2 separate regions of the Mus musculus genome follow, and region 2 is linked to region 1. The links are chromatin loops, found by intact Hi-C in ENCODE. Cell type or tissue: gastrocnemius. All regions are shown on one strand. Links, peaks and the distances in the headings refer to the core of each region. The heading gives the core; the rest is flanking DNA.

Region 1 (15,159 bases), core at 2,915-10,914:
AAAAAAAAAAGCCTCCAGAAATCTGCCATGAATTACAAAAGCCTTGATGAAACTGCCTTTGGTTTGGATAGCTTCCCAATGTTTTGCTTAATATATTTAAATATATGTTATTGAGCCAAAAGAAAAAAAAAAAGAGGACACACAGGCACTCGCATGGTTGGTAAAGGGTTTATTAAGTGACTGGGGAGGTCTTCCCACTCTGACACCAGGAAAGCACTTTCCACACCTTACCCTCCCGTGTTTGCACTCTGCTCATGGCTGCAACCCCTTCCAACAGAGTTCAGTACAGGGACATCTCTTCCTCTGGAGATAAAACTCAGTCTCAACTCAAAAGGGAACAAAGGCTTTTATCTCTGCTTCTGCAACATTTGGTACAAGTTTGTACATAGCAGCATGCTGCCTACCGGAGAGGAGAGGAGAGGAGAGGAGAGGAGAGGAGAGGAGAGGGGAGGGGCTAGCCTGGCTTGCAAGCCTTGGGAATGCTTTAGCATCTGTGTTATCACTGCAGTTTTCACATATGGCAGGTGGAGCTGCACCACAATGCAGGAGTCTCACTGCTCCAGCTTGGGACACTGGACTCTCCAGCACAGGAAATGTCTCTTGGAAGTTAGTAAATATACAAGTAGAAAAAAAATTGCCTTAAGAAAAAGTTTACAAGTGACTAACCACCTGAAAGGTTTCTTATCACAGCTTTTATATATTATAAAGCTCCTCCCAACCCATGGAGTCTTTGATGAAATAAACCTAGTCGCTATCATCTGACCCATGTTCTGAGCCTCGGTCTGAGGCCTCGTTGTTTGAGCCCTCTGGTTCTGATTCATTTCCAGAGCCTTGGCCAGAGCCCTCGTTGTCAGAGCCCTGCTCTGATTCGTGGTCCGATTCTGCACTTGGAGAAGCCGGGCGAGAATCGTTCTCGTTCTCAGAAGCTCCGGAGGGGCTTCTCCCTGACTGCACAGACTCATTGTCCGACTGCTCAGAGCCGGAGCGCCTTCTCTTTCTGGACGGCTGGTCACTGTCGGAATCCTCATCCGACTCCTGTCTACCCGACCTCCGAGGGCTGCCTGCCTCGCTGCCAGACTTGTTCTGGTTGTCATCTGAGTCGCTCTCAGATGAGGCGCGTCTGTTGGGCCTCTCGTCGTCATCAGAATCGCTGTTGCTATTCCTGGGATGTCTGGAAGAGAGAGGTGAGGATGAGACACTAGGACAGCCAAATGCACTTTCTGTTCTGGGTCAGCCTTTGTGCGTTACACAGGAGCTGGGGCCTGTGGTACTTGTTTTGTGTCCTATTCTGTAAATGCGGACACTTCATTGTAAACTGAGATCAACAATGAGGGAGCACACAGTGACCGGCAGCCAGTCTGCACATGAGCAGTGAGTGTTAGGTTCTGTTTAGCAGGCATTTTTCAATTTCAAACTCAGAAGGTCAGAATGGGGAATCCTAGGCACAAAGCTAAAATGTGTCTGGGCAGTGGTGGCGCATGCCTTTAATCCCAGCACTTGGGAGGCGGAGACAGGTACATTTCTGAGTTCGGGGCCAGCCTGGTCTACAAAGTGAGTTTCAGGACAGCCAGGGCTATACAGAGAAACCCTGTCTCGAAAAACAAAACAAAACAAAACAAAACAAGTAAAATATGGGCTCCCTGATGGTGGCTGAGACTCAGAAGTCCTAAGACTGGAACAGCAGAACACTTCTGTCCTAAAACATCCATGTCAACAGACACCTGAAGAAGAGTGACCTCAGTGCTGTTCTCAGGTTTGTGAAGGCCCCAGGTCTTCACAAGGACAAGGTTATCAGACAGGAAGCCAGGGCTAAGTAAGGGGCCTTAGGCTACTAACTTTTCTTCCCAGCTTCCTTCACTGTTGGTTGACGTGTCAGGGAAAGGGAGATAGCAGCAGCTGTGATATTGGCCTCCTGCTTCAATATGTCAGAAGCGCTGAGAGAGGCTGCCTCAGACTTATGCTGAGCAGTTCTGGTTTCCATGACACATTCCAACAGGACTCAGACTGGGAAGGTTAGGGAGAAGGGAAAGCGTCCTACATACTAAAGAAAGGCTCCTTGTGTCCCGATCTAAAAGAGGGAAACACACATGCAAGCGCAGTCAGGAGTCACGTCATCAAGGCTATGAGCTGAGGGTGGGTAAGCTAAGTCCACCAAGGAAGGCAGAGGTGTGTCTCCAGCAGGGGAAGAAATGGTCACTAAGTTCCTCATCTCCACAAGGCCAGGTCCAGGCCAGTCCTAGCAGTTGCTGGCCTGTCAGTGCTGGGCAGCAGATGACACTTGCTTAGGGATGAGTGTGCCATCTAGGATATCAGCTAAGCTGATATGTGTCGTGGTTTCTCCTCGCTACAAGACAGCTAGGCATAGAGTACAAGGCCAGCCTGAAGCTGGCGAGGACAGCACACTGACCACTGCCAGTCATCTGCTCTCCAGTTCTGTTTTTCCTCTAAAGACAAAGACACAGAAGAGGGTCCAGCTGGCTGGTTAGCAGCTACTGTAGCTTCCCACAGTTAGAATTTACCCTGGGATTCCTGCCCCCTATCAAACTGGGACTTATTTACCATTAAAATTTACCAAGGTGTGTGTGTGTGGGGGGGGTTCTTACCCTTCATCAGCAATTTTCAGTTTATCCTCATCTGAAGAATCATCACTTGATGATATAATGGCTTTGGATTTTATTTTTCCCTTCATTGAAGGAGGCAGGCGTTCTGGCTTGGGCTAGAGAATGTCAAGCAAAACCCATTAGTTGGGCTTCTCTTATTATTGGGACATCTTACTAGCTACGTTTTATTATAGTAACAGAATCAACAGCCACCAATGAAAGCAAGCATTTGTGCTAGAAGAAGCTGCAGAAGAGTGTACTGTGGCACTCTGTCAGACAGAGACAGACAGACAGACAGACAGCATACACACATACACATACACACACACATACATACACACATACACACACACACACACACACAGCATACACACATACACATATACACACACACACATACATACATACACACACACACACACACAGAGCTGAAATCAGCTCTAGAACTCACAGCCTTCTTTTTCTCTGCTCTCGGTGGGCGGCGCTTCTTTGGTTTGGGGCCATTTTCTGTCTCCTCCTCCTCAGATCCCTCTTCTCCCTTTGGAGGTCTTGAATAGTGAATGAGAGGCTGTCAGGAGGTTGGTAGCTGCCGGGTCTAAGGCTACACTGCCATCACAGTAGTGCCATTCTGTATGGACACTGATACTCAGCTATACTATGCACTCAAGGGCACAGGCTCTACAGTCTGCAGGGACTGGTCTGCGTGACAGCTGCCATTACCCTGTCACCATGCGGCTCCCTCTTCCATCTACACTGCCATCTGCACAAGGTTCAGTGCCTGAGTGAGGAACCTATGTTTTGGATCTCCAAATCTTTCCCCTACTTTTCCTTCCTCTCAGCTGCTACCAAGATCCTCATTACAGCTACACAAGTGATGATCTGAATGGATCAATAGGTTCTTTCTCAAGGATAGGAAGGCACAGGAAGGACGGGTCTGAGAAAATTGCCGAAAGAAGACTCCTAGGCAGGAGAGCGTGCGACAGATGGCACTGGGTGGTGAAAGGGCACTTTCACATCCATCACTCACATTCCAGAGAGGAATGGCTCAGTGACGGCCAGTACTGCACATGCAGTCAATGAAGCTGCCACCCAGGCTGCTCAATTCACATCTGTGTCCAAAATACATTATAAGAAAAGAAAACTGCAAATGGTGTTGCACACCAATAATCCCAGAGCTCTGGAGGCAGAGACAAGTAGATCTCTGTGAGTTTAAGGCCAACCTGGGATACACAGTAAATTCAAGGCTGGTATGGGATACATAAACCCTAATTCAAGAAACAAAAGGACACTGTGACTATCAGCTGTTTCAGGGACTAACCTAGAGACACATGTAAATTAAATGCTCGAGATTCTGAAACAAGCTAAAGCAGGGAGGCAATTTGGGAAGATTATAAATAAAGCAAAGCATTTATAAACAAAGCAAAAGGTCTCTCGCCTTTGTAGATGCTTAAACAGTAATGAGGACACTACCTTCTCCTCCTCTTCTTCTTCCTCTCTCCACCTTCCTCTTCTTCGCCTTCCTGTTCACTGCCACTGCCCTTCCTTCTCTTCTTCTTTTTGGATACAGGGAGGTCATCGTCGGTGTCATCGTTGACAAATTCATCAAACTCGCCTCCTTTCTTGGAACGCTATGGACCCAAGGAGACCACATCAGCACTTCCAGGCAGAGAGAGCACAGCTAGGGCGCAGGAGGCCGGAGAGCGCTCTTGCGGGTCTCTGACAAGTGAAGAGCTTTTACTAAGTCATGTGGAAGAGGGGCTTGGCTAGGCCCACACTTTCTGCACTTGACATGAGATGTCATCAACTTCCTGAGAAGTCAGCACAAGGCAAGCACACCTTCAATTAAAAGGCATTTAGCCCACCCTAGCTCTGGGAATGCAGAAAGGTGTTGGTTGTTTACCCCCATGACCATGGAGCTGACTGGGAGGGAGGTATGGTCTCTGCAGCTACCCTGCATCACATTCCAAACGTCAAACCAGATGCCTCAGCTTGGGAGAAGACCATGATTCAAAGTCCAGTTCTCCCGAATGCTCATTGTAAACCCTGTAAGTCACACTCCCATGGGAGCAGGGACTACCTGGCTTGCTCAAGTCGGCAGTGTAAGAGCTGCAGAGTACGTGTGTTGAGCCCATGTTCACCCAAAGCATCACACCCACCACAAAAGCAGGGACCACTGCCCACACCGGACACTGCGATCTGTGTTAGAAGACTACCCCTTGGTAGAGGAAGTCAAGGTTAAGAAGTAAGTACGGAGCCAATTAAACTAAGCTCTTCGTTTTAGAAAGCTCAAAGGCAGCCTCTGAGGTGGCTGCAGACAGTGGGTCAGATCTTACCCGCCCTCCACCTCCACCTCTTTTCTTCTCCTTTGTTGCTTCAGTCTCGCCAGTGAACATAAGGATATTTTTGGTCTTCTCCACATACTGGGCACGCTGTTCCAAAAGTTTCTTTTGTTCTTCCTTTTCTCTGAGACGTTTCTCTTCCTAATGGGGGGAAGGGGATATATGGGAATTGATCAAAATGTTCTTATAATAAACCAAACAGCCAGGCAGTGGTGGCACATGCCTTTAATCCCAGCACTTGGGAGGCAGAGGCAGGCGGATTTCTGAGTTTGAGGCCTGCCTGGTCTACAGAGTGAGTTCCAGGACAACTAGAGCTATACAGAGAAACCCTGTCTCGAAAAAATCATAAAGAAAAGAAAAGAAAAGGAAAGGAAAGGAAAGGAAAGGAAAGGAAAGGAAAGGAAAGGAAAGGAAAGGAAAGAAGAGAGAACTAAACAAGTGTAGAGAAGACAGAGGGCTAGCTCCTCCCACACAGAGGCACCCGCCCTCCTGAGCTCAGTGTAGACGCACCTGCTCTTTGAGAAGCTTCTGTCTTAAGAGCTCCTTTTCCTGCTCCTGCTTGGCCCGCAGCTCCCGTTCTTCCTCATCCTGCTTGCGTGCCCGGGCCACATGGTACTGGGCCTGGCTCAGTAAGTCAGAGCACTGCCTAATATTTCAGATGCAAAGACATAATATCCAGTTAAGAGCACCTGCTTTCCTTAAAGTCACTGTTCCAAGTTCCCCAACTCAGAATTCCTGTCTTGATTCATGGACATAACGTGAGAAAAGCAGCCACGTATTTCTTAGCTGTGTGGTGGCTCAGGCCTGTGCTTGTAGCATGAGAGGAGGATCCTGGTTCTAGTCTAGCTTCAGAGCAAGACCATGCCTCAAAAAGACAACAGAAAGAGAAAGCACTTTCCAACAACCTAAGAAGACTACATCAATTTCCTGAAATCTGAAAAGGTGTTGTGGGTGAGGGAATAAGTGGCCCCGAGAAGGCCAGGACCACTTTGTTATGGTCACACTCTCCTAATCCACACCCAACGTGCCTACTCCCCGTCCCCCGCTCCCCACCCCCAAGCCACCTTCTGTGAATAGGGCATTACCTGGCTTCAGAGGCAGCAAGGGCCAAATCAAATCTCATTTTATCTCCAACTTTGCTCAAGTAACTGAAGTACCTAAATGGAAGAAGAAGATAGAAGATAAAAGATATTTCACTCAATCCTCATATTAAGGCCCTGTTTAATAAACAGAAGTTCATCAAGAAAGGTAAAATATAGTTAATACTGTCAGTAAACTAAGAAATAACCATAGCAACAGGTAGTAAACATTAAACTTTCTAACTAACTGTGTCAGCACGGTGGGTGGGGCAGAAGTCACGAGAGCACTTACTCTTCACCAGATGAGGCAAGAAACATTAACAGAGATGAACAATAGCACAGCTGATCATCAGAGATGGGAGCTTTCATCTACCACACACTGAACTGCTAAGTCCTATAAGGTTAAACACATTTGAACTGAGCTGAATAAATCTGTTAAGCAGTAAGTGATAAGATCTTTAATCCTAGCTTGATGAAAATCAACATCCCATAAAGACACACTGGAACAGAACATGAAACCAACACAAGTGGAGACGAAACAGCTCACAAGTGTAAAACACTGGCTCGGACTGCTGAGAGGTGAATGAAAATCCCCGAGAGCCCACAGCCAGCCAGGCAGCTCTAGGAATCAGGCTTCAAGGCTGACTTGCCTGGACTCTGCCTGGAGTATGGCGCCACCACATGGCAACTGTGTGCTTTGACCTTAAACTAAACTGCTAGCTAGACCTCTAATGCTTGCTTTCCCCTAATGGTTATTATTATTATTTTTCTTTTGAGGAAAATCTTTTTTTTTAATCTCCTGAGGCAGTTTTAAGGCAACAAACCACTGTAAAGCCCCTTTCCTCAGAGCTCTCACCTGTGTGCGAGCTCCAGCTCTTTCACAGCATTAAGGACTTCCTTCAGATTACTTTTTTCATCTTTCAGGACAGAGGTAGCTAATCTTTGCAAGACCAAGGCCACATTAAACATCAGAACTGTGTCACTGGGTGCCACGTGTCTGGCCTGTAAACAGAAAGCAATGCAGGTAGCTTCTTATGACTGAATGCCACCAAAAGCATTCAGTAAACAAGTAAAAGCCAGGCAGCCATTTGGGGGGTGGGGCGGGGGCGGGGGCGGATGCAGTCCTGTTACCTTCAGCAGAGTCTGCTTGCACTCCTGCAGCTTGCCGCACTTGAAGAGGGCGCGGGCCAGGTAGAGCACAACCTCAGTGTTTTGGTGCTTATAGAACTTTCTGAGGCAGTTCTCATACTACAGAAAGGAAATGCTGGTTAGAAACACAGCAGAGCCGGGCAGTGTTGCCGAGTTCCCTTAATCCCAGCACTCGGGAGGCAGAGGCAAGCCAATCTCTGAGTTCCAGCCAGGCTGCTCTACAGGTCAAGTTCCAGGACAGCCAGTACACAGAGAAACTCTGTCTCAAAAATAAACAAACGACAACAGAACACAGCAGGGAGGTATTCTCATGCTGTGTCTGCATTTCAAAGCAGTTTTAAAGCTCTGAAAAGACACTCCAATTTGGCTAATTTCAGAGACTAATCTGGAGTTGACTTCTGACATTAGTCAGTTTACGTATTTACAACATAAAAATCTGTTCACAGAAAAACTAGGATCAAAATACTTTTTCCACTTGGAATTTGGACCAGTGCTGAGTAAAAGGTAAAGAGATTTAAGCCTGCCTGCCTGCCTCAACCTTAGCTGGGAAACCCCTTTCTCCTATCTTTAGGACACAATCCAGAATCAATTCATCATGGCCACCATGACAAGTCACACCTGGGCCCTCTGGGTGACACACTCTTAACATCTTCCTCTGGGATCTGTGTCAATGAGCATACAAGTCTCACACTTCAGCTAGTATGTTGGTCAACCTGCAAATGAACATCTGAGTTCATTTCACCTCTTTACTCTAGTGTGTGTCTGAGATCTGTATCTCACGTGTGTGAAGGGAGGGGTGGATACAGGGGCCAGAAGAAGATGTCAGATGTCTTGATATGTCTTGCTGTCACTGGCTGCCCTATCTCATGGTCAGGATTTCTCACCTGGAGCTTGCCACCCCTCCACCCTCATGGCCTGTTTTGCTATCCCAGTGATTCTCCTGTCTCCACTTCTGACAGCACTAAGAAAATGAACATATTTTTCATGGGTACTAGGAATCTGAACTTAGTCCTCATGACTATGCAGCAAGCACTTCTACACATAGTGTCATCTCCCTAACCCCCAGAGTTAATTTTTATATAAACAACATTTTTGACCACAAGCATATACACATCCTGTTATAGGTAACTGACAAGGTAATTTTCTGGACTATCTCTAATGGCTAATTTGCATTCTAGAAGGCAGTGCTAAGGTTCTGCAGATTGGGATGGCTTGTCTCTAAGAACACAAGCTCTGGGTTGTGCTCTCTGAGCTCTGCAAATCCCTCTGATCAGTTTAGTACGTGAAGCCTGAAGCCTGGACTAACTACTCTTGTCCTCTTTGTTCAGAAGCCTCTTTTGCTCTGACGGTACTCTACTCACAGACACCAAGAGCTTTGTTATCTTTTTTTTTTTTTTTTTTTTTTGGTTTTTCAAGACAGGGTTTCTCTGTCTCTGTGTAGCCCTGGCTGTCCTGAACTCACTTTGTGGACCAGGCTGGCCTTGAACTCAGAAATCTGCCTGCCTCCCAAGTGCTGGAATTAAAGGTGTGCGCCACCACGCCCGGCTGAGCTTTGTTTTCTTTTTTTTTTTTCCCGGCTGAGCTTTGTTTTCTTAATGTCCTGAAAACATCGAGTATACTTTTCCTTACACTGAAGTACTCAGCAAACATGAGAAACTTACAAAATCTACAGATACAACCCTTGTTTCCATTTTTGTCTTTTTTTTTCATTTTCTATTTCTTTTATCTTAAAAGATAAACAGTGGGGCAGGATAGATAGTTCAGTGATGAAGAACACTTCCTGCTCTTAAAGGACTTAAGCTTGGCTCCCTGCACCTGTGCTCAGGTGATTCACAATAGCCCGAGCTCCAGCTCCAGCAGAATAAAGCCTTCGTTGGCCTCCTGAGGCATCCTAATCCACATGGCGTGCTTTCATACAACACACACATAGAAGGAAAAGTAAAATTCTAAGATAAGGCAAGTAAAGCAGGGCTGCCGTCTGACTGTAATCCTAGCTACTTGGGAGGCTGATGTGGGAAGACACTTTAACACAGGGTCAAGGTCAAGGTCAGCCACTAAGGAGAGACTCGACATGAACAACTTCATCACTTAACAGTTCTGAAACACGGTTCACTTCAGAAACTGAGGGAATAAATACCGAACCTTCCATTTAGCGGATATTTGTTCTACAGGTTAGTGCCCAGTTCTTCTGATAGTGGATCCGCTCAAAACTCTCTGAGGTTAAGAGACTTCCACTTTAGAGATAGCAAAGTCAGTCAGAGGATCTGCCCTGCCCGAGGCATGGATCCGTGGAATTGCGGCTCATAGCTACCTGGCTTTGTCATTACATGCTTATAAATTTCTGAGCAGACAGTATCAGAGATGACATGAAAGTCCATGATGGGACCAGAAAGGTTAAGGAAGCCATGGCTCCACATTACATGCAACTATCCGGAGAAGCAAAGACGTTACCATCTGAACGGCGCTGATATACTGCTTCTGCTCCACGTAGATGTGTGCTAGGTTCAACCACACATCACTGATATCTGCTGTTGCTTCTCTCACTTGGGCGAAAACATCACGAGCTTCACGGAAGTATCCTTTGTGGGCCAAGACAGCTCCTAAAGTTACACAAAGGCTGACAGTAAGAGGCCTGACTGTTGCTCTAACAACTCAAAGTCCAATACTAAATGCTGCACTGAACAGGAAAACCTCATCTACCGACATCCCTGAAAGTATTAACTTCACTAATTGTTATTGGTCCCAAGGCTTCTAGTCACCTATGCCATTGGCAGCATACAGGTTCTTGGCATCATTTCTGAGGACTTGTTTGTAGATGGCCAGGGCACGGTCTTGATGGCGCTTTTCCTAGAGGAAAGAAGAATTACTGAAAAATTCAACAAGGATATGGACACTAATCCTGCTGAAGGAGAGAGGAGATTACCTTTTCTCGGTCTCGGGTTGGCTGATGCAAAGTCTGGAGCCACACATTGCCAAGGGCCAGCATAGAGTAGGTGTCACTCTGTGTGGCTGGCTGTTTTAATATCCTCTCAAACTTCTTCTGACCTGGGCCCCATTCTTGTTTTGCCAGATGGAGGTTACCAATCAAAGACCAGGCATCCGGATGATCCTATGTATATATAAAGAAGTAAATTTTGCAATCTGGGATCTGAGAAAATCAGTCATCTTTCCCAAAATGGCTAATAGCTGAAAAGGTTTAAAGCTAAACCACAATGGTGGCTTTCAGACTGAGAATTGAGACCTGTTAGCAAACTGCAAGATCAATGTGGTGCCTGTATCAGCATACATAGTGCAACAGAATGGAAGGAAATGATAACTGTGCTGCCCACCAGGAAGAGTAACTAACAACTTGTAAAGCTGTCTTTTTTTTTTTTGGTTTTTTGAGACAGGGTTTCTCTGTGTAGTCCTGGCTGTCCTGGAACTCGATCTGTAGACCAGGCTGGCCTCGAACTCAGAAATCTTGTCTGCCTCTGCCTCCCAAGTGCTGGGATTAAAGGCGTGTGCCACCACGCCCGGCAAAGCTGTCTTTTAATGTGTAGCCTTCTTACTGTGAGCCACGATCAGAAACTCAGATAACCTACAAATGCTAAGACACTGACTCTGGAAGTTGTTCTCAGCAGGCTACCGGGCTGAGTACAGGAGACAGGAGGCAGACAAGGAAGAGAAAAATAGAAGGGAAATAGTTTTATATACTTAAAAAAAAGATTCTGATTATGAGATGACTAATCATACAAACTATTATTCTCTTTAAAGTCTTTAACAAGTGAGACAAAGATAAAACAAGCCACTAAACCCAGAGATGCCATGGTTACGGGAAACATCACAGCCACTGAACTGACAGACTGATTTTGAAAGGTAAAAGAAGAAGATTTCTGAAACCAAGTCAATACCACTAACCTGATTGATCTGAAGGGCTTCCTTAAACCAGTCTGAAGCTTCATAGAAGTTTCCTTTATCTCTGGCCATGGCTCCTAGGCGTAGATAGCCTGAAAGTGCACGTTTAATTCATTTTCACAATCTCATGTCTAACGGGTCCTAACACTGAAGTCTGACATTTGGAACAGCTGAATTTTGTTAATACTTTCAGAGAGAAGAGAAAAGCCCCACACATGGAGACACATCACTCTAGCTAGGAGAAAGAAAAACTGCACCACTAGGTCGCTCTTTCTTTCTTTTTCTTTTTTTCTTTTCTATTTTGACCCTGGTCTTACTATGCTTGAGCTTTGGCTGGCCTGTGATTCACTATGTAGCCCAAGATGGCCTGGAGCTCAGAGACCCCCATGCTTTTGCCTCTGGAGTGCTGGGATTAAAGATATGTGGCTGGATCACTATAAAATACTGTAAGGATCACTGCACACAAATTCTGGTACCCCACAGTCAAGCTGCTCTCTGAAATGACTGCTCAGCAACTGACAGTACTGGGACAACGCACATCCTGGGCTGGCTGGAGTGGAGAGCCATGAGGTCTCAGCACCACATGCAGGACGGTCCACAATTTGAAATTTAGGAATTATGTATAGAATTTTTTCATCTACTATTTTGAGAGCAGAGCTGAGTGTAGGCAAATGAAACTACAGAGAGTGAAGCCCAGGAGAGAAGAAACTGCCACAGAGAACACACATTAGTTTTGAAATGCCAATCATTTACAGGGCCTTGGATGTAAAAACTCAAACTAGGACATTTTAGTAATAATTGTTTCAAGAAAAAAACAAACAAACAAAAACAAAACCCTCTAGTGAAGGAAGAGCGCTTGCAGATGACGCCCACTAACTAGTGAAGCTCGCCTGCAGCAGCCCGGCAGCAGCAGACTCACAGCTACTGAGCACAACTCAAGTGACTCTTGTTGATCCTTGTAATTCCCAGCATAAGTAAATGAAACTGCAATGTTAGTTTTATTTCATTTTTTTTTAAAATGAGTATTGGTGTTTTGCCTGCATGTATGTATGTCTGTGTGAGTGAGTCAGGTCCCTTAGAACTGGAGTTACAAACAGTTGTGAACCGCTATGTGGGTGCCTGGAATTGAACCTGGATCCTTTGGAAGAATGGCTAGTGCCCTTAACTGCTGAGTCATCTCCTGAGCCCCTTACTTCAGTTTCTGAGACAGGGCCTCATACACGGCCAGGGTGACCTCAAACCTGCTAGGTAGGGAGGCTGGCCTTGAACTCTTGATCCATTCTGCATCTACCTCTCGAGTACTAGGATGACAGAAGAGTGCTACCACTCCAGACTGCATCTTTAACAAAGACTTTCGTTCCTAAAAAGTTTTTACTGTTATTATGGGAACTTAGGAATAATCTCTCTCATTCTCATTCTCTCCCCCCCAAAAAAGCCTAAAATTCTTACAATCAACGTAGTTAGGATGCTCTCGTAAAATGTTTTTGTACAGTTTCTCTGCTTCGTGAAATTCACACATGGCCTCATAGAGCCTGGCTAAATTGTAGGATGTGGTGACAGAGATGGCATTGTAGTAGTGTTCATCATGCTCGGCCTCTGCCTTTGCGCGGTCCAGTGAGGCCAGGAAGTATTTCTGTGAGGAAGAAAAGGCACTGTTATGGATACAGCTGAGCAAGTGCCTGCAGCTTGGTCAAGCATAGAAAAAAGGAAGGTTTTGTTTCTTTACCTTTGCTTCCCCCAGGTTTCCGAGTCTAAAATGGAGGGCCCCAACATTATTCAAAATCTCGGGAGGGACATCGGCCTGCACTTTCTCCTGCAGGATGCGTGTGGCTGTTCCATAAGCTGAAAGGGCACCCTGCATTTGACCGTAGACAGAGTAAGATTTACTCACAGATCAAAGAGAAACCCTACACCAGCTTATTAAAACACATCATTTAGGATATAAAGAGCAGACATTAATACCTGTATGTCAGTCTGTTCTAAGATCTGGGCCAACTCAATCCAAGCTTCCACGTCATCAGGATACTGTTCTGTGACCTTCTTCAAATGGCCCTGGGATAAATGAGATCATTAAAATAACACTGTCAAAGTAAGCAATGACAACCTTAAACATGGCTACCGTAAGCTGCGTAAGAAGCCCCATATACTGCTCACAGCTGTGCTAGCCACAGCTGGAGTCTCAGGGTACCTAAGACTTAGAACACACCTTGGCTATGTCTCGTTTCTCCTGATCTTCTGAAGCAGCATAGAGAGAGCCAAGAATTTTCATAGTTTCATAATTGTTCGGATAAGCTTTCAAAACTTTCTCAAAGCACTGAGATGCATTCTCTTTGTCACCTCGATAAATATACATTTGTCCCAAACCAAAAAATGGTAGGACAAAGGAAGATGAAGCAAACTGTGTGGCTTGATAGTAGTACTGAAAGGCTTGGTCATAATCTTCCTGAGAAATGAGAATAAGACAAGACCAACAACACGTCAAAGTGGCCAGAAGCCTGAAACCCTCTAAGTTAAGGACTACTTAGGAAGGTGACAATGGTCTCACCTGAACATGGAAGGACCGAGCCAGCTGGTAACAGCTTTCTGCTTGCATAGCCTCCACCTCGGTGTTGTGGAATGCGTGGAGAGCCAGGTGCTGCACTTTACTATAATCCTGAATTTGATACCGGAAAAAAGTTGAGTGATGTCAGAAGGTTGCTTGACTAGTAATTGGTAACATTTCATTTAGCTATAAGGTATATTTTCATCTTCTCCCTAAATAGTTGAACTTTAGCACTGTAACAGTTAACCTCAATAAATAATAACTATGTGATATAATAATGTGTGTAATGATCATAACTGTAACAAGCAGCAATCAAGAATGATGCAGCATCAAGCTCTAAGCTTGTAACCTGCCTCAATTTACTCATCAAGAAACTGGGCAGAGGCTAGACAGACGGCTCAGTTAGAAAGAGCTTGGCAGTCATGAGGACTTGTGTGCAGGTCCCCACTACTCACGCAAGATTGGCCATGCGTCTGTGAGCTCAGTATGGGAGGCAGGGAAGGGAGAGCTCAATGGGCACTCGCTTTACCTGAATCAATGAGCTCTAGAGTCAGAGAGATACCATCCCAAAAAATCATGGGAGAGGGATTAAAGAAGTGACCCAGCAGTCAAGAGCTGCTGCTCCTGCAGAAGACCCAGGTTCGGTTCTCAGCACCTACATGGTGGCTCACACAATCCTCTGTAACCCCAGTTCCAGGGGATCCAATGCTCTCTTCTCATCCCATCTAGACACCATGTGGTGCACATACACACATGCAGCAAAACACGCATAAACACAAAAATTAAAAATAAAACCTTCTTTTAAAAAAGGAAAAGGGTGATTGAGGAAGACACCTCACACCGACCTCTTGCCTCCCACAACTCACACAACTGTGGATTCATGATGTACACCCTCACCCACAGCACACAACTCACACAACTATAAATTCATAATGTACAACCACACTCACACACTCAAGAAAGAAAGGAAAGCAGGAAGGATTAGCCTACTTACCTCCCAGGTTAGATGTGAGCTAACAGGAGTGAATAGTGGGCATGCACTTTTACCAATGCTTGGCATTTAGTAAGCACTCGGTACATATGAGCTCCTGTTAGTAAGGCTGATACACTGCCAACTTTTACCTAAATTGTTACTCAAGTATTTTAAAGTTTATAGTACAATTTACTCCCTGGTTCTAATATAGCAGGTTAAACTCTCTTGCTTATTGTATAAAAACTGTCACTGGTGGGTGAGAGAGACATTTTCTTTAGCAGTGTAGCCTAGCCTCTGGTAAGCTGCCCCTGAGCTTATAAACAATCGCACACCTAAGCTGCTACAAGCAATCCTGATTAGACCCACTGGGTCACCAACTAAGATAAAAAAGCACACCCTCTCACACTGAGGCCCAACCAGGCAGTCCAGTTAGGGGAAGGGAATCCAATGGCAGGCAACAGAGTCAGAGACAGATTGGGATGTCAAGTGAATAAATAAATTAGTGAAAACAGACAAAAAGAGCAGAGGGACTAATTGGACAAAGTCAAGGATCAGCAGGAGGGGGGATAAGAGAAAATGGAGG
Region 2 (15,159 bases), core at 2,591-10,590, 190 kb before region 1:
AACAAAAGGAAAAGAATGTTCTCCCTCTGAATAACTCAAAGGAGCCATCTGTTTGTCATTGAGAAAATGGTCCGATTGATGGATTTTGAACAAATTCTGACATCCTTTCTTTCTGGGCTTGAATGCATTATGGACAGTTATCCGGGAAAGAAAGCACATAACTTCCTGCCTAATGTGTGGATCTGGGCTTCCCTGAAGCTCCAGAAGTCATCTATTTATGTACTGACTCAGAAAGGAGAAGGCAAAGGATAGAATGATGTGTGGATTCTGCTTGGAGAGCACACTGCAGATGTAGGGAAGGAAAGGTGGCCTGGTGTCTCTCTGACCTCACCTTGCTGTCTGTCACCATTGCTATGAAAGATAAAAAAAAAAAACTGAACCTGCCACCCTCCTGTCTCAGTTTGTTGAGGCACTGCCTGGTTTTGGAATGCAAGTTCTAGAGTAATCACATGCTGTGACTTGAATCTTAAATGTGCGCCCTCCAAAAAAAGCCATGTGCTAATGGCATGGCTTGGTCATCAATCTGTAGTACTAGTGGGAGGTGATGGAACCTATAAGAGGAGATGACCTCTCTAGAGTCCACTCTTTTTTTTTTTTTAGATATTTACTTTATTTACATTTCAAATGTTGTTCCCTTTCCTGGTTTCCCCTCCAAAAATCCTCTATCCATCCCCACCTCCACCCCCACCCCCCCCACCCCCGCTCACCAACCCACCCACTCCCCCTTCCTGGCCCTGGCATTCTCCTATATTGGGGCATAGAACCTTCACAGGACCAAGGTCCTCTCCTCCCATTGATGACCAACTAGGCCATCCTCTGCTACATATGCAGCTAGAGCCATGAGTCCTACCATGTGTACTCTTTGGTTGGTGGTTTAATCCCAGGGAGCTCTGGTTGTACTGGTTAGTTCATATTGTTGTTCCTCCTATGGGACTGCAAATCCCTTCAGCTCCTTGGGTACTTTCTCTAGCTCCTTCATTGGGGACCCTGTGCTCCATCCAATGGATGGCTGTGAGCATCCACTTCTGTATTTGTGAGGCACTGGCAGAGCCTCTAGAGTCCACTCTTAACTGATCTTAGGACTTGGTCCTTCCCCATCTCTTTGCTTCCTGCCCATCAAGTTATGAGCAGCTCTGCTAGTTACAGCCCCAGCCATGCTGTTCTGGTGTTCTGTCTGAGTTATAGGCTCAATGTGAAAGGACCAACAACCAAGAACTCTCAAACCAGAACCAAAGTAAGTCTTCACTGGACATGGGGACAACTGTGCTGGGGTGAGGGAGTGTCCCCACACATGTGTGCACGTACAAGGCAGAAGTCGACTCCAAATATCATTCCTCAAGCACTGGCCACTTTTCTTTTAACATGAATGTGCCTGTGTCTGTAGCAAATGCCATATGTGTGTGGATGCTCATGGAGGCCAAAATAAAGTACAGGAGCCAGAGTTACAGGTAGGTGTGAACTGCCTGGTGTTGGTGCTAGGAACTAAATGTAGGTCATCTGCAAAAGCATTAAGCATGGTCTAACCAGTGAGCCCTCTCTCAAGCCCCCACTTTTCCTTCTTTTTAGATAGGGTCTCTCAGTAGCCTGGAACTTGCCCAGTAGATTATGCTTGTCAACCCAGGGGTCTGTTGGTTTCCATCCCTTTTCTGGGATTCCAAGCACATGTGCCACCATAGCTGGCTTTTTTAGCTCCTAGGAATATTATAAGCCATTTGACTTGGTGGTTTTGCTATGCCTTATAACAGGTATATTCATAGCATGCCAACTAAATTACCATTTGTTGAACATCAAGCATGTGTCAGACAGAATGATCCCATCAAGAGATTATGAAGTAGATATTATTATGGTCTGTATTTTGCAGATAACAATATCTTTGAGAAATGTAATAATTTGTCTGAGGTCATGGAGCTACTAAATGACAAGACAGAGTTAAGCCCCTGGGCTGTTTAATTGCACAGCTGATTTCTAATTCTGTACACACCCTGCTATTACTATATATATGCTCACATTTGTTCATTTACATCACTCTTGATCCTAAAATATACTTGAAATTATGAAAATGTAATGAATAGGCTCAAGAGTACGAGTAGAGGGGCTGGAAAGATGGGTCAGAAGTTAAGAGCACACATTTCTCTTCCAAAGGACTCAAGTTCATTTCCCAAAGCCTATCTCAAATGGCTCGCAATCACCTGAAACTCAAGCTCCAAGGGATGTGATGCCCCCTTCTGGCTTCTGAGAGCACCTGCACTCATGTGCACATACTCACACAGAGTCAGTCGCATGTACACATAATTTAAAAATAAAATCTTTAGGGAGTGGAGGTAGATGGGTCAATTATGACATGCACAAGGTTGAGAGCAGCCCTGGGGCAGGGCTCAGATGAAGTACCCACTGGGGTTTGGTACTTGGACTCTTGAAGCTGGCAGGGCTATGGAGGACTGCACCTAGGAATTGAGAGAAACTCCACCTTGAGTTGGAAGAGCTGTTGACAAACTGGCCAAAGATGGCAAAGTGTGATATGCAAGTGAGCTAGCCCGTCACCAAGACTTTGAGGTTGAGTTCAGGGATGCCACCTCAGAAAAATGCCTCCACAGAGAGCTGTGGCTATGTCACACTGGACCCCAAGGGATTCGGAGGCCACAATAAGATATTATTGACAACAAGAATGTGTCCTTGGATTCAGGCAGTACCACTGCCAATCACAGAGAAATAAAGTTCTTTTCATCGGCCTGTCAATGGCAAGCAGGAATACAGGTTCCTGAGGCTTCTTTGGACAGTTTCCTGGTCACAGTTCCTTCCTTACTCCAAAAAGATCCTTTGTTACTGAAAAATCTATGCACTTCTCCTGAGCCAGAAATATCTGAAGTTCCTCTGGCTATAAACACACATGTAATCAAAAAAAAAAAACAAATAGCACAAGTTTCAGACTAGGGTTTCCAATCTATCTGGACAAAATGTTACCTGATTCCCCTACATGAGACCTCAGCCTGTGGCTAGCCCTCAGCATGGCAGCCAACCGTTGCCATAAGAAAGATGTGACAACTTAAAGCTATGGCAAGACAATAGCTGAATATCAGAAGTCAAATGAGTATTTGAGTTGCCTAAGTTTCCCCAGTAAGTCTGAGAATAAGTCAACTTTGAGAAGGAGGAGGAACTGGCCAGCCATTCTCCAACAGTTTGCCTGTCACCTCCACCCCCTACCCCATAGCAAGCAGGCAGCTACGTCAACAGCCCTTCACGCCCACATCTCTCAGACTGGGGCATGTAGACCTCCTCTCTTAATTCATAAACATGGTTTTTTTTAACTTATCTTTGTATGTGGTACATGTGTTTGTATACAATATGTGAATGTGGGCATGTGCATATACCTGCACTTTGTATGTGTGAATACAGACATGCATACAGGCATGTCTGTGTGAATACAGGCAGTCAGAGGACAACCTTGGGTGTCAGACTCCGGTGACTACCTTATTAGTGAGGCAAGATCTCTTTGTTGTTTTTTTATGTTGTGTGCTTCAGCCTGCTAGCCTAGGGATTCTCCTGTCTCCTGATTTCATTTCCCCACCGAAGCGCCGGGATTACAGACACTTGTACAGTCATGCCTGGCTTTTTATACAGATTCCAAATATTCAAACTCAGTTCCTCTTGCTTCTGTGCCAAGAGCTTTCGCCCGATGAGCCATCTCCCTGGCACCACCTTGCGAGCTTCTGACAGAGTTCTTTTTTCATTTGTGTTTTTATTTTAATGAAATTCTAAATCGAATCAATACAATTATCTTCTGGACCAACTGCATGACTGACTTGGACACAGAATTTCTATTCCACGTGTGGGATGTGAATTGTTGGAGGAGGTATAATCAGTGTCCACCTGCCGTTAGCTCTAGTCCTCTGAGCTGATGGCTCTTCGGGCTTGCTTACAACAACACTGGGGCCCAATAGAACTCTGTTGTAACTGCCACAGCTAAGTAGTAATGCAGAATAAATGAGATGAACTTTCCCCACAGTGTGTTCACCACCAAGGGAAGGACAAATGGCCTCACAGTGCCCTGCAGCAGCTCAAAGTAGAGGAAAATGACCAATGCGCTGAGTCACTGTGTGGCACTCTCCATGTTCAGCAAATCACAGCCAAATCACGTGTCTTTGCTTCAGCCTCGGTCTCCACAGCACTCAAAGACTTGGCTTTAGCAAACGTCACTGTTGTGTTAAACAAAGATTAACCTGAATTTTATTGACTCTATGGATTTTAAAAAATTTTATACATTTATAAAGTTTATCTCAGTGTAATGTCTGTGGTGGTGTTTGTACTTCCATGTGTATATTTGTTTTAGTTTTAAGGAGATTATAGTTGCTTTAATATCTGCATGTATCTAACTTAATTGTAATAACAAACAAATTTGTCAGTGTTTCCCCTCTACTGTGCTCTATCCGTTCCATCATTTAGGCTTGAAGCATTACAGCTTTGTGAACGTGACACCATCAGTTCCTGTAACAGTGGAGTTTGTCACCTATTGGTCAGTGGGTGTGGCTAGCATACTTTCTAATGTGAACTAACTGCTTTCTTTTTTATCATTATGGAGACAAGGCTAGATTCAAAGTTGCTACAGAGCCATGGATGACGTTGAACCTCTTATCTTCCCGCCTCTGTCTAACAACTGCTGGGATTGCAGGTATGCAGCCTCAGACCTGACTTATGGCACACTGAGGTTTGAAGTCGGGGATTCCTTTTTTTATTTAAAGATTTATTTATTTTCACATGTAAGTACACTGTAGTTGTCTTCAGATACCCCAGAAGAGGGCATCAGATCTCATTATGGATAGTTGTGAGCCACCAGGTGGTTGCTGGTATTTGAACTCAGGACCTTTGGAAGAGCAGTCAGTACTCTTAACCACTGAGCCATCTCTCCAGCTGAAGCCAGCTCAGCAAGCACTCTACCAACAGTGAGTTCCATCCTCAGCTTCTTTTTTATTCCATGACCTCTTTTGTCCATCATCCATTTTCCCTGATAAGTGCTTAAAGAGCCAACAGCTTAAAAGGGAAACGATTCATCTGACCATGTTAGCTATCCTATCCAGAAATAGAACAGAATTCTGGAAGCTCCCATGGTAAGTCCCTGAAGATGAGAGTTTGTCTGGACAAGGCAAAGCAGAGCTACATCATCACCAGATCTAATGAGTTAGATCCAGCCATGAGAATGGCTCCTCTCCAGGTTTCTTGATCCCTGTGAGATGTAAAACCATGCCAGGAAGTTTGGTAAGGTAGAGCAGGTTGAGACCTGGGCACACACCTGGGGCTTAGGCGACTCCCAGCTCCCTGCCAGACTCCTGACTTGGAACATGTGCCATGCTCCTCACATAAAAGAAATGTGACCTATGGTCACAATGGCCCAAAACAGGGTTCACCATGCTAATGAGGTACATAGAGGCCCAGAGGGCTTAGCCAATAAGCTTCCTTTCCAGGCATTCCTCCCTGCAAAAGGTATTTAATCTCAGGTCTACCCTAAAAAGTGGGTATGGTACATTATGCATCCAGTTTCTGCCATGAACAACCAATAAACTGTTTAGAACCATGGACAGTCTCTTTCATAAAGATTCACTGTGGGGAGCCATGAAGAAGGCTTTTGACTACAGATCAGCAGCTTGGTTCACCCATAGAAGGCCTCTCTGCACTCCCAGCCACAACTGCCACCAAGCCTGACTCTGCCAAGCTAAGGAAAATCACTGCTGGGACAAGCCAGAGCTGCCCTTTCCCCCAGCCCCAGACTAGGTGCTGTCCCCAGCCCGCAAGCCCTGGCTCCATTCTTTACTCTTCCACTACTCCTCGATGCTCCTGAGTGTCCAAGAGTCTGAGAACCCCATGGCCCCAGCCTCATTGCAGGCTAGGGGACCCCTGAACAAGTCCCACCTCCCCAAGAGTCTATGCCCAGCAGCAGAGCTTTGCCCTAGTCATTAACCCGCCAGCTATGCTCTAGGTTAGCAAGCAACCCTAATTAAACTCAATGGGTCACAAACAAAAAGGCATGAAGGTAGGAGGGACACTTGGGAAGAAGGGCTCCTTTAAGATAGGGGAGTGGGTAAGAGGAAGGAGTAGGGGCGAGAATCACTAAAATTCACTCTATACATATATGATATGGTCAAAAATACCAAGGAGATTTTCAAAAAAGCACAAGGTTCCCGTATTAAATGCATGAGTATTTCCCAAGTCCACAAGAAGATGCATTCTCCCCGGCTTTGTTAAGCTCATGGTCCTCTGATCTATCATTTATTCTCAGTGCTATGAAGATATGAGCTACTGCTCAGTCATACTGCAAACACAATACAAGGCTGATGCCAGGGGTAACAGGCCTGCAGGGGAAGGCAAGAGAGGCTGCGTCACGGTGACAACAGCGCTGAGCTAAACAGCACTCACACCTCTGCTGTAGCCTGCTGAAGCCGCTGTAAGCTTTGCTAGGTCAACCATCAGCTCTGCTCAGCGTTAATTCCGGATGACGGCCGAGGGGCCAGAGGATAAAGCGACTGGTAAAAGGCCATCCATCCTGTGGATGTGGGTCAAATGCTGGCCCATTTAACTGGTTTGCTGCTGGACACTTTTACTGTAACACATTTGTCAAGCAACAGTCTGGAACAGGTAATGGAGGAAAATCGCCAAGGAAGAATACTATTACGTATCTATCCACACATAAAGAGGCCATTTCCAGACCTTGGCCATCGGCCCACACTAACACAGCTCTGCCGATTTGACAATCACAAATTCCACTAAATGAAAAACTCACCATAATGCCAACTATTAATACTCTCTCATATTAATAGGTAGCATGAGTCTCATGTAAGGGAGTCTACCCACATCACAGGCTTCACTTCACAGCTCTCTCTAGTTTTTTATTATTATTTAATTTTCAGTGTCCTTTCACCGCTCTGACCACTGCCTGTGAGACACCCTCAGTCCTCAAGGTGGGATGTAGAGGAACAACCATGTGTGTGGTACACAGGAAAGTAGCCCAGTCAGGAGTCTGGAGTCCTCTTCTCTCACCTAATGGAGTAAGAGGTAATGAACACAGAAGATGTCCCTGCTGAAATATCACATTCTTTCTTTCCTCCAGATCTCAAGTTAGGTGCCGTTTATATCAGGAAGCTGTCTCTACCTGTCTGCTCCATCTCAGCAAAAAACAGTACGATTCCTTCCAGTAAGATTCCTCGACACCCACAATTGCCCTCTGCGGGCTCCTTTCACAGAGTCCCTACCAAAGCATAGAAAGTATACAATAAATGCTCTGAGAAGGGATGAATGCGTAGATGAATTACTGTGTGAATGGATGAACTGATAGGTAGATGAGAGAATGGGGAAGTGACGGATGGATGGGTGGGCGAGCGAATGACAGGTGAGTAGGTGGGTGGTGGGTGGTTAGATGAATGGACTGGATACATGGATGGATGCATATTTGGATGGGTGGTTAGATGGATGGACACATGATGGATTCTCCCTGGCTTTTTAAAAAGAAGAAAGTTCTGGAGAAGAACATTCTCCAATATGTTGCTTTACGGGAGGACTCTCCACAAGATGGCGCCCCTAAGTTTCTTAATTTATGGTTTCTTCAGAATTTCTCACATCTCGAGCTGTTTTAGCTAGTTTACATATTAACAGCTAACATAATTTTCACAACACACCGTCCATATGTCATGTTCAATCACATTTCTCACCATTTCAAAAAAAAAATACTTTCCCCCAGGACATCAAGTTATGATCAAGAGCCAGCAAGATGGCTCAGCATCCAGTCCTGGGCAGATACCTTTAGTCCCAGGACTTAGAAGACAGAGGCAGGAGGCTCTCTGTAAGTTCAAAGCTAGTTTAGTCTACATAGTGAGCTCCAGGACAAGGTGAGCTGCATAGGGAGACTCAAGAAAATGGCCCAGCATGTAAACATAGTTGTCGTCAGATGAGCTGAGTTAGATCCTCAGATGGAAAGAGAGAACCAAATAATGTCAACTCCTCCGGAAGATGTGTCCTCTGACCTCTTCATACACACAGTAATGTGTGTGTGTGTGAGTGTGTGTGTGTGTGTGTGTGTGTGTGTGTGTGTGTGAGTGTGTGTGTGTGTGTGTGTGTGAGTGTGTGTGTGTGTGAGTGTGTGAGTGTGTGTGTGTGAGTGTGAGTGTGTGTGTGTGTGTGAGTGTGTGTGTGTGAGTGTGTGTGTGAGTGTGTGTGTGTGAGTGTGTGTGTGTGTGAGTGTGTGTGTGTGTGAATGTGTGTGTGTGTGAGTGTGTGTGTGTGTGTGAGTGTGTGTGTGTGTGTGAGTGTGTGTGTGTGTGTGTGAGTGTGTGTGTGTGTGTGTGCGCACACACACACTAAATATGTGTAACAGAAAGTATTGCTATAACAGACAACACTAAAGCATTACGTTGACCCTGGAGGGTGCTTCAGGCTTTGCCCAGTTGTTATACAAGCAGGAAAAGACTATTGCTCCCTAGACAATACAGGGAATAAAGGCATTCTTTGGAAATCCATTCTCAACAACGGAGAGTCAGCAGAAAAGGGGAGATGCGCCTAAATCTGAAATAGCCATTAACCTCCAGACCCACAAGTTTCACCTGATAAAATAATAACCTCGAACATTCGTACGGGGCCTCATGCCAAACAGCAACGCTACATAACAAAAATAGGTTGGAGACCAAGGAATGCTGCCAAGCACTTTAGATTTATTATCCTCATTTGACCCTCCTACCAAGCCTTGGAGAGAAGTCTTAATGCTTCCAATTCTGCAGCTAATAAAATGGATGGGGTGTGCTTTTCCTAAAGCGCCTGGCTGTTCGCGGTAGAGCTGTTTGGTCTCAGTTTGTGTTTATGCTCATTTACTGCCCATTACAGTCATTTTACTGCTTAGGGGGAAGTACTGGACCATAGTTGGGAGGGAGCTTATTTTAGTAGATTTTTAATTTTACTTAGGTGTATGTGTAGTGGTGGAAAAGTGTATGCCATATGTCCAGGTGACTGAGAGGGCAAAAGATCCCTTGGGGCTAAAGTTACAGACATGTGAGCCACCCAATGTGATGTTGTAAACCTAACTTAGGTCCTCTGGAGGAACAGCCTATGCGTTTGACTGCTGAGCCATCTCTCCAGCCCCAGGAAGGTCCTTCATTATATAACAACCTGTATTTATGTATGTCTGCACACACAGAGTCCTCGAGGCAGCTTTATTAGAAGAGCAGTAGCCAGGTGATGGTGCACACTTTTAATTCCAGCACTCAGGAGGCAGAAGAAGGCTGATCTTTGTGAGTTTGAGAGACCTGGTCTCGAAAAACCAAAGAAAAGCAATACCATTCTCAAGTGACCATATGTACTAAATACCGGCCGGACACTCTTGTGGACCCTTCCTTTCATCCCTATTTCCATGAGGAAGATTCTTTTACACCCATTTCAATGACAGGAAGATTACAGCTGGGAGAGACCTAGAAAACCACAGAAAACCCAAGGGATAGGATTGATATTCAAATCCAATACCACACATGTCTCTAAAGCTTTGGTTTTTCTGCGCTGTACCATGGGATGCTGCCAAAGGTCCCCTGCATCAGGGAACTTGGATATTCTGGGAAAGCATTCTGGAGCCACCTCTCTGTTCTTTCTCCTCTTATCAAACAAAATACAATTCCCCAGATATGTCTCCAAGCTTTAGCATAACTCTATTCTAAGGCCAGAAATGCCCTTCCCTAAAGCAGCCTGGAGAGCTCCTACATACCTTTCAGAACCCAAAAATCTGTGCTTTCACCTACAGTGCCTTCCCTGGTCTCTCCTGTGTTGGTTTCTTTTCTGTTGCTGGAATAAAACACCATGGCCAAGACAATGTATAGAGGGAAATGTTTATTTTGGCTCACAGTTCCAAAGGGTAAGAGTCCATCAAGGTTCACGGGCATCCAGTAGCCGCAAGAAGCTGAGAGCTTACCCCTTTAATGGCAAGCAAGTCCCTCCCCCAGTGACACACTTCCTCCAGCAAGGCTGTACCACCGGAAACTCCACAAACAGCACCACCAAGTGGGGACCACGTGTTCAAATGCAAACCTCTGGGGGACATTTCTCATTCAAGCCTCCATACCTCCTCATCAAACAAGCAGCCACAGTGCTGGCTTTGTTTTAGTTTTTTTTTTTTTTAATTATGGGATATTTCAGATGTAAAGTAAAACTAGTGTCAGTACTTTTCCTATGTGCCCAGGATTGAGACTGAATGGATGCTAGAATTATATCATATTTGTCAACCAGAGAGAGAGAGAGAGAAATGAAGAAAGAAAGAAAGAAAGAAAGAAAGAAAGAGAGAGAGAGAGAGAGAGAGAGAGAAAAGAAAAGAAAAGAAAAGAAAAGAAAAGAAAAGAAAAGAAAAGAAAAGAAAAGAAAAGATGCAAATAAAGCTAAGATAGCACTAACCCTTCCTCTCCTTGATGATCACTCTCAATTGTAATATCTTCTTTATAGTCACACTTTTGTTACATTGTTACAAGTGTAGGTAACAGGCTTATACAAAATTTATGTGTTATCTCATCATTTATATTTTTTGTGATTTTTTTTTTACTCAGAGTTGAGAGCTGTAGATATAGCTACATGGGCATCTAATTAATTCATTTTAATTGTTTCGTAGAATTTTATAAATAAACCACAATTTCCCATACCCCCCCCTGCACATTTGTAGCAAATGTGTAGCTTTGTCTTCATGTAGGTCCCTTAACAATTGGAGCAGGGGCTGTCTCAGTCTCTGTTGCCTGCCATTGGATCCCCTTTCCCTACTTGCACTGCCTGGTTGGGCCTCAGTGGGAGAGGATGTGCCTAGTTCTGCTGGAACTAGATGTGCCAGAGTGGGGTGGTCCCCTCAGAGAAGGGGAGGAGGGAGGGGGGTATTTGTAAGGGTGGGACTAGGAAAAGAGGAGGAAAGGGGCTGTGACTAGGATATAAAGTGAATAAAGAATTAAAATTAAAAAATAAACAACAGTTCACACCATACAGTTAGGAAACAACTAAATGAAGGGCATTTGGGTTGTTTCTATTTTTCTCAACTCTTATTCACAGTGCAATAATAAATATCTCAGTCTTGTGCATATCCTTGTGCACACATTTTTCTGGCATGTTCTCTAATGGGAACAGCTGCTCAAAGGGCATGGGCATGATTAACTATCTTCTATTCACCCTTCCCATGAGCACTCTCTACACTCATTGCAACTGTGGCTCTAGGGGCCGAGTCATACGAACTAATCAACAGGCTCCCTCGCCTTCTGCTTCCTCGAGTATTTGGCCAATGAAGACAATCAACAGGAAATGGGGAGAGGGAGGAAACTGGGAGCATGTTATTTATTTCCCTCGTTTCCTCTGTGTGGGATCGCAGCAGGCTGACTACGCAACTCCACTAATGGTCGCAGTCCCAGGCTGTCTCTCCCCCGTTACAGTCCTCTCTAGCTCCAGATCTCAGTAACTGTTTCCTCTGCTTTCATTTCAGTCTACAGCAGCTAGGCCCCACCAGTACTCTTCCTTAGGTGTGCTTGCTAGGTTCATGTCAACATAGCACAAGCTAGCATCCTTTTAGAGCAGTAGTTCTCAAGCTATGGGTCAAGACCCCTTTAGGGGTCCCATATCAGATATCCTGCATATCAAATATTTACATTATGATTCATAATATTAGCAAACTTACAGTTTACTGACAGGATCCTGGCTGAGACAAGTAGCATCAGCTTCACAGTCTTTGCAGCTTGCTCCCTTAGTGACTTTTCTTTTTCAGGATTATTTTTGCCATTTTTAATTATGTATATGTCTATATGTCTATATATCTATGTCTGGGTCTATGCACATGCATGCTGGTGCCCATGCAGCACTGGAGTTACAGGCAGTTGTGGGCTACCTGCCATGGAGGCTGGGACTCAAATTTGGGTGGGTCCTCTGCAAGGTGAGTATCTATTCTTAACCATCAAGCCATCTCTCCAGTCCCTGCTTTCTGTGGCTGAGACAAAATATCTGACAAGAGGCAACTTAAAGGGAAGGTTCCTTTCTGCTTACCATACATGGGGATACAGACCACTGCAGTGGGGAAGGTATGACAGCAGTGCAGGAAGCATCCTGCCTCCATCAGTAGGCAGAGACAGATGCATGCTGGGACTATTCTCCTCCCTTTTGCACAGTTAAGGCCCCTGTCCCATAGAATGGTTTCCTCCATGTTCAGAGTAGGTTTTCCTATCTCAGTTAACCAACTGTAGAAGGTCCCTCACAGACATGTGCAGAGGCTTACACGGCCCATTTAGGTTCATATATTTGAATGTTTGGTTCCCAGCTGGTGGACTATGTAGGAAGGATTAAGAGGCATGGCCTTGTTGGAAAAGGTATATCCCAGCTGGTGGGCTTTGAGGTTTCAAAAACCCATGCCAGGCCCAGTGTCTCCCTCTCTGCCTCCTGCCTGCATGTCAGAATGTAAGCTAGCAGCTCCAGCACCATATTCTCTCCTATGAGGATGGACTGACCCTCTAAAACTGTAAACAAAGCCCCCAACTAAATGCCTTCTCTTACAAGTTGAATTGGTCATGGTATCTCTTCACAGTAGTAGAATAGTAACTAAGAAAGAAGAGTTGGTACCGGGAGTGGGGTGTTTAACAGGTCTGCCAATATTGCTTGTTGGCAGAATATGGACTTTGGGACTTTGGATTGGAAATCAGTTGAGTGTGTAAGTGGGGCTTAATAGACATTATAGTGGGAGTTTGGAAGACAGTAGTGTTGAGAGGAATGTGGACTGTAGAGGTCTACCACAAGAGGTTTCCGAGGGGAACAACATTAGCAATTGGGCAAGAGACCATGCTTGTGATACTTTGACAAAGAATGTAACTGAGTTCTGCCCTTGTCCAAAAAGTCTGCAGGAGTCTAAATTGAAGAGTTTTGGATCAATGTCATTGGCAGAGGACGTTTCAGGAGAACCTAGTATTGATTGTGCCATGTGGTCATTAGCGATCACTCTTGTACAGATTTACAATGGAAATTTAATCTTGTGCTAAAAGAGGTAAGCATTTAAAAAAGAAAAGAGTCAGTTGCTAAATGGAATAAAGGAAGGGGTGATCTTAGAGCAAGATCCCATTCAGCTAAGGTTCCAATTTGTGAAAAGCAAAGCGTATGTAGCAAAGGAAACCAACGAGTCAAAGGCTATGTGACTGTAATTCAAGCAGGTATGGTGGTCTGGCTTTGGCTCCGGGTTTCCCCCTTCGCTCCCATTCCTTCCTTTTGATATGGCCATATATATTTTGTGCCATTATGTGTTGGAATTGTGTGATTTAGTTTGTGGTTTTACAGGGGATTATAGTTAAGAAATTGCCTTGGGTCTTCAAAAGAGACCTTAGACTTTTAAATAGTGTTGACACTGTGAAGAACTATGGGGACTTTTGAAGTTGGACTAAATGTCTTTTGTATCATGATATGGCTAAAATCCTTTGGGGGCCAGGGAGTGCAGTGTGGTTTGAATGACAATAGCCCCTATAGGACCATATTTGAATGTTTGATTCCCAATTGGTGGACTGTTTAAAGAAGGATCAGGAGGTGTGGCCTTGTTGGAGGAAGTATGTCACTGGGAGAGGGTTTTGAGGTTTTTGAAAGCCCAGCCATTCCCAATTACTGCCCTCTCCCCTGCTTCCTCCATCCCTACCCCAACCCCTCTCTTCTCTGCCCCCTGCCTACCAATTGGAGTGTAATCTCTTAGCTACTGCTCCAGCACTATGTCTGTCTTCTTGCCATAGTGCTTCCCATAATGGTAGGAATGGCCTAGCCTTCTGAACCTATAAGCAACCTCTCAGCTAAAATTCTTTCTTTTATAAGTTGCTTTGGTCATGGTTTTTCATCACAGCAATAGGACTGTAACTAGGACAGTAGCTTCCTCTCCTTTTTATCAGAATTAGTTTATGAGGAATAACCCAAAGATCTTACAAGATTATTTTCTGAAACTCTCCTACAAAACTCTCATTCCCAATAGTGCTCAAATCAGATTAGTCTGGGTTATTATTTAATAGTAGTCAGTTTCCTGGTTGTTGTCAAGTCATAGTATGAAACAGTTCTGATTATCTATTTCATGAGTTTTCAGAAGTATTATAAAGGAGGTGGTTCTGCCACTCTGTCACAATGATGGCCTTGCACAGATCCATGTGGCTCACAGAGGTCAAGAACACAGCACAGTAGCCAGCTTTAGAGGCACTCACTCTCCATCTTAGGGAACACCAACTGTGTTGAACAAAGTCAGCCTGAGACAGCGTCTCATCTGCCATGATGAAGCCTAAGCTTTCAGCCTCAACTATGTCATATTCCCATCACCCTTAGCACCTGACATCCCCACTTAGGGCACAGCTACAGGCTATAAAACTCCTAGATACCATCTACAACTGAACAACCTATCTGGCCCACTTCATTTTGGTATCATCTTGTGACAAGGTACCTGCTTGTGACTCTGAACCTGCCTTTGCTGCCTATGTAAGTAGGATAACAAGCCCTCCTTCCCAATGCTGCTTAGAGGTTGCACTTCACATTAGCATGCTGCTGCAGATGACATTCTCTGGGATTTTCAAAGTTGAAATACCACTTGTTATTCTAAGAAAAATTTGACTTGGCTCTTGTTTTCTTATTGAGTTCTGTGAAAGGCATCTCTATTTGAAAGAACCGGCATTGTTTTTACAGACACCTCCTTTTCTGTTGTTTATAAGTTACCATTTTTAGGTCTGAGTGTTATCATTTTCTTTATGTAATCTATCTCCAGGCACACTGTATTTCTGAGTCTTCAATTCCTATGAAAATTTTTGACATACCTATATTTCTAATATTGCCTGTGCTCTGATCTCTTTCTCTTGTCTGTATAGATCTGTTCGTCTCTCTGTTTATCTGGTACCTGTCTATATGCATGCACCTCTTTATGTAAAGTCATTGTATTTACTCTGTGGTACATATGGAACTTTTTCCTATCTTTACCACTCTGCCTGTCTTTTCAGGATTGTCTCAGATCCTATCTCTAGTTTGTTAATTTGTTCTTCACCTGCATTTAATTTTCTGCTGTAAAAATCCAGTATGGGGGCTGGGGAGAGGTTAAGAGTTCTTCCTGCTTTTTCAGAGGACCTCAGTTCAGATCCCAGCACCCACACTGCCTGCAACCCCAGCTCCAGGGGATCCAATGCGCTC

What was found. Peaks named below come from ENCODE experiments on the same cell type or tissue, not always from the same donor. Only the 100,000 strongest peaks of a DNase experiment are listed, where the experiment ranks them.
Region 2: a loop joins it to region 1, with 6 times the contacts of the local background. A loop is called at or near these places in 19 of 42 quality-filtered maps.

The regions. Positions count from the first base shown.
Region 1 is chr7:111,041,371-111,056,529 of GRCm38, reverse strand. It overlaps Ctr9 (CTR9 homolog, Paf1/RNA polymerase II complex component), which reads right to left. Exons shown (of 25, transcript NM_009431.2): 8 at 13,607-13,714; 9 at 13,268-13,504; 10 at 13,024-13,113; 11 at 12,788-12,916; 12 at 12,511-12,694; 13 at 11,065-11,153; 14 at 10,091-10,276; 15 at 9,927-10,014; 16 at 9,619-9,767; 17 at 7,150-7,266; 18 at 6,875-7,020; 19 at 6,025-6,096; 20 at 5,450-5,585; 21 at 4,934-5,080; 4 more. The coding sequence ends at 745. Among named protein-coding and RNA genes, the nearest start is that of Ctr9, 20 kb to the right of the region's middle. In gastrocnemius, for the core only: a CTCF peak has its summit at 6,706; a DNase peak (open chromatin) is centred at 6,691.
Region 2 is chr7:111,234,146-111,249,304 of GRCm38, reverse strand. No RefSeq gene overlaps it. Among named protein-coding and RNA genes, the nearest start is that of Gm33098, 31 kb to the right of the region's middle. In gastrocnemius, for the core only: a CTCF peak has its summit at 7,553 (motif pointing right); DNase peaks (open chromatin) are centred at 3,643, 4,092 and 7,556; H3K4me3 peaks cover 592 bases; H3K27ac peaks cover 1,056 bases.